2 separate regions of the Mus musculus genome follow, and region 1 is linked to region 2. Evidence: chromatin loops called from intact Hi-C (ENCODE). Cell type or tissue: heart. All regions are shown on one strand. Region 1 has its middle 5.0 kb from the start of Adgra2. Region 2 has its middle 6.3 kb from the start of Brf2.

Region 1 (2,500 bases), 54 kb before region 2:
ACACATAAAAATAAATACAAAGATCTTTACAAAAAAAAGAGAAGAAAAGTTTGGTGTTCCTCACCTCTTAGTTTCAAATCTGTTAGAACAATCATCTTCAGGGGTTAAAGATGGCTCGGTGGCTAAGAGCACTTGCTGAGCTATCATGAGATCCAGAATTTGGGTCACAGCATCCCTGAGTAACCCCATCCCTAACCTGATTCCCGAACCCCTAACCCCTAACCACTAACTCTGAACTCCCCTAACCCAACACCCCCTGCCCCACCCCATCCCTGCATGCCAATAACCCAAACCCTGGGGTGTTTGGAGAAAGGCTGGTCACTGAGGCTTGCCAGTAGGAATGTTAGCCTCCTGGCAGCTAAGAAACTGTCTCAGTTTCAGAGAGAGACCCTGCCTCAAAGACAGAGAATGATAGAGGAGGGTGTCTGTCTGTCCTAGCTTTTTTTTTTTTTTTTTTTTTTTTTTAATCGCTGGGTAAACACCATGACCAAAAGGAGCCTAGGGAGGAAAGATTCTTATTTCACCTTACAGCTTATACTCCATCATGATGGGAAGTCAGGAGGGAAATTCAACTCAATCCTCAGAGACACGAAGCAGAAATGGAAGCAGAAACCATGGCCAAAAGCGGCTTGCTAGCTTGTTCCTCATATCCCCTTGCTCAGCCCACTTCCTCATATCACCTAGGAGACCACTCGCCAGGGGTGCCATCCTCCCCTGAGTAGGCTGGACCCTTCCGCATAAATCATTAATAAAAAGAAATGTCCCACAGGCTCATCTGATGCAAGTATTCTCTCTCTCTCTCTCTCTCTCTCTCTCTCTCTCTCTCTCTCTCTCTCAACAGGGTCTTTCTACATAGCCCTGGCTGTCCTGAAACTCACTCTGTAGACCCTGTAGACCAGGCAGGCCCTGAACTCCAGCGATTCTCTTGCTTCTGAGTGCCAGGATCAAAGGCAGGCACCACTTCACTGGCTGGAGGTATTTCCCAATTGAAGTTTCTCTTCCTGGATAAGTCTAGCTTGTGTCGAGTTGCCCCCTATCGCTGCCCACCCCCCAAAAAAAAAATCGGGGCTGGAGAGATGGCTCAGCGGTTGAGAGCACTGACTGCTCTTCCAGAGGTTCTGAGTTCAAATCCCAGCAACCACATGATGGCTTACAACCATCCGTAATGAGATCTGACGCCCTCTTCTGGTGCATCCGAAGACAGCTATAGTGTGCTTAGATATAATAATAAATACATCTTTAGGCTGGACCGAGCGGGGCAGACCGGTGCAAACAACCTTCATTTCCAGCAACCACATGATAGCTCACAACCATCAGTACAGCTACAGTGTACCCATATACATAAAATAAATAAGTAAATCTTTTTTAAAAATCAACACGCAAACAACTAACCAGGACAATGTACAGCACCCTCTTCTGGGCTTCAAAAAGCATACCCACACATACATATGTCACACAGAAACACACATACACATACACAGATAGATGGATGGTTGATAGATAACTTGAAAACAAAGAAAAGTCCAGTTGTCTTCCCTCTGCTGTGAGGACTAACAAGCCAAATCCTCTCTCTTCTTCTTTTGAGACAAGCTCCTGGTGCACACTCTGAGCTGCTCTGAACATAATGGAATATTATTTGGTCTTAAAGAAAAAACAAAATTACATCATTAATATCGAGGTCTCCCCTCTCTGGGTCTTCTAAGTGCTGGAGGTTCAGTCATGCTGCCAGGCTAAACTCAGAAATTTTTAGATATAGTGTTTGTGCGTGTTTGTGCAGAACAGCGCAACAATTCTGTTTTCTGTATTCAATATGTAATTGTCAAATTAGTATAATAAGCAGTTCCCGAGCTGGGTATGATACATGCCTGTAATCTCAGCACATGGGAGATGGAAGCAGGAAGATCGGGCATTCAAGGTCATTTGAGGCCAGCCTGGGCTACATAAGATCCTGTCTCCAAAAGCCAAAAGTAAAAACTAAAAGCATTTCTGTACTCCTTACACATGAATAATTCCTATGTACTGGTACTTTTACAGCTATTCTGAAATATGTTATATAGGCTGAGCATGTAGCTAAGTGGAAGAGTTCTTGCCCACCACATGCAAGCCTTATATTTGATCCTACGTACTACAAAGAAAAGACAAAACTGTATCATAGACTATGATAAGCAACAGTTATCCCGCTGTGCTACAGAAAACCAGAACCAAGGTGCCTACAATGGATAAAGGTGGACTATGTACATAGTGGAATATTAATTGGTCTTAAAGAACAAACAAAGTTATATCATCTGCAGTAGTACAGTCATTAGTGAGCCAAACCAGGCATGGAAGTTAGTTAAACCCCACCAATGTCCTTTACTGCTATGGCCAGAAGTGAGAGCGTGGGTGACACGTGCCTGTAAAACAAGCACTCAAGATATGGAGACCGGAAGATTTTGAGGTTCAAGGCCAGCCTCGGCTACAGAAGAGTATGAGTCTAGCTGAGGCCACAGATCAGGAACCT
Region 2 (2,500 bases):
AAAAGAGCAACAGGTACTCTTAACTACAGAGCCATTTCTACAGCCCCAGTGAAAGGATTCTTTAAAAGAGTGGCCTGGGCGTGGTGGCACACACCTTTTCTAATCCCAGCACTTGGAAGGTAGAGGCGGACAGATCTTTATGAGTTCTAGTTCAGCCTGATCCATTGCGTTCCGGGAAAACTGAGGAAGAAGACCATAGATTGATCTCACTGGAATCTGCACAGCATAAGCACAGGGTAAGGGTTAGGGACACACACACACACACACACACACACACACACACACACACACACACGAGTAAAACTGACTCTGACTCTGAGGTCCAGCACTTCTCCCTGCCCCAGATTCCCTGCCTCTGTCAGGGAACTTTTCCTATCACTGACAGGCACATGGGCAGGCATCTCTTCCAGGTCCTGCCTTCAGAAAGGATGGTCCCTTTGTCCAGGAGCGTCCCTTCCCCAATTTCCTGTCTGGGCTGAACAAAGAGGGGTCGAGTGGGGATGATAGGAATGGGAGAATGAGGAGTGGTGACTCACTGGCCAGCTCGGGGGGTGGGGGGGGGCTTACTAATTTGACTGCTACTCATTTTATTTTTTTCATAATTTCATTTTTTATGTGTGTATGCTTTTCAGACGGTGCAGCTGATGTTTTTATCCAGATCTCTAGAAGCAACTCCGTTAGCATTAGAAATAATAATGGGTTCTCAAGAATGTTTTTAAAGTTTTTGAGACAGGGTCTTCTTGTGTACCCTAGGCTGATTTCCATCCCTCAATCTTCCTGATTCAGTCTTGGAGTGTGGGTCACAGTTACATGCCACCGATTCTGCTCTGATGTCGTTCTTACATTATACACGGAACCGAATCAGATTGCTGGCATCTGTCACTGCAGCTCTTGGTACTTCGGGTATTTCATTCCTGGTACTTCCGGGACTTCCTGTCATCCACTCTGCTGAGAGCTACTGGCCACCCACAGTGGCGTCTGTTTTATCTGAGGCACTCCTGAGAGACTGCCACAATAGCTGCATTAGAGCCTCTGGGGAAGCAGACATGAAGAGGTAGCTCCAGACAGACTGCTGGGAAGACTGTCCAGGCATGGGCCGTGTGTGCAATGCCAATTTTTGAGATCGGGGCTTTTTCTAGAAGGGAGACCAGAAAGGAATGTGCTCAAAGAGATGCTGGTCTGGAGACAAGGAATCCCATCTGCCCTGCCCCGGGCTAGATACAGTCATTATAGCACACTGTCAGTCTGGTCTGCCCACCTTCCCTATGACTGCAAATTCTTGCAGTCTAATCATCTTGGGGAGGGCTAACACTGTGTAAAAAAAGGTACAGGGGCTATGAATAGCAGTCCTGGGTGGGCCCGGGAGAAACATTAAATAGATGGAATTCCTCAGATCATCTGTTTAGACCCTTCTAATCTAGTGTGAGCCACCAGTGAGGTGTGTGACCCCGCCCTAGCTGTGTTACTCTCTGCTCACTTGACCGCAACTTTGGGACCAGGCCACTTTCATTCTGAGGATTCTTGTAGCCACTCCAAGCTTGGCTGTCTCATCAGGCCTTGGAGCTGTTTTGATTGCGTTTCTTCTCCATCACCTGAGCTCTTTAGTGGACACTCATTCTCCAGCACTCACTGACAAGAGAGCCACAGTATGGAGTGTGGGCAGGGCTTGTCTAGGTCTTAGTCACCTTTCCCTTTTTTTTTTTAAGATTTATTTATTTATTATATGTAAGTACACTGTAGCTGTCCTCAGATACTCCAGAAGAGGGGATCAGATTTCGTTACGGATGGTTGTGAGCCACCATGTGGTTGCTGGAATTTGAACTCACGACCTTCAGAAGAGCAGTCGGCGCTCTTACCCACTGAGCCATCTCGCCAGCCCCCCTTTTGTTTATATATGTGTGTGTGTATTTATATATACACACAGTCACACAAGCATGTACTCACACTCTCACACATAAACTCATACATGTGTGCACACACAGAATATATATATATATGTATATATGTGTGTGTATGTATATATATATGACTGAAGAGGAGTAATATGCCCAACTTCTTGAACATCCAAAACTAGAGATATCTGTTAACATTTTCTTTACCTCTTCTTTTGAAAAACAATATTTTGAGATAAACCCTTATAGCCCAGGCTGACCTCAAATTCATGCTCATCTGCCTCCGCTGGGATTTCTGTGTGCCACCACTCCTAGCTGACATGTGACAGATAAGAAGTGGTCACAGGACCCACTTTACTGCACTCAGCAGAGATACTAGATACTCCTCCAGACTGCGCTTCTGGGAGACTATAGAGCTGGAAAACTATCTGGCCTTATGCAACGTCTCTGAGGGGATTGAATTATGTGGACTCCATTTTCCCAGTCTGAGCTATTTTCATAATTCCACTAGAATCAAAGAACACTATCTCCTTGCCCCAATATCAATTCTAGAATAGTGATATGCTTTTTGTATAAAAGGCCAGATAGCAAGGGATTTCAAAATCATG

Evidence for each region. Hi-C counts contacts between places; a loop is a spot of excess contacts. Peaks named below come from ENCODE experiments on the same cell type or tissue, not always from the same donor. Only the 100,000 strongest peaks of a DNase experiment are listed, where the experiment ranks them.
Region 1: a loop joins it to region 2, with 5 times the contacts of the local background. A loop is called at or near these places in 5 of 42 quality-filtered maps.

What each region holds. Positions count from the first base shown.
Region 1 is chr8:27,079,610-27,082,109 of GRCm38, forward strand. No RefSeq gene overlaps it. Among named protein-coding and RNA genes, the nearest start is that of Adgra2, 5.0 kb to the right of the region's middle. In heart, no CTCF peak of the experiment used is centred here; no DNase peak of the experiment used is centred here.
Region 2 is chr8:27,133,700-27,136,199 of GRCm38, forward strand. No RefSeq gene overlaps it. Among named protein-coding and RNA genes, the nearest start is that of Brf2, 6.3 kb to the left of the region's middle. In heart, no CTCF peak of the experiment used is centred here; no DNase peak of the experiment used is centred here; H3K4me3 peaks cover 426 bases; H3K27ac peaks cover 983 bases.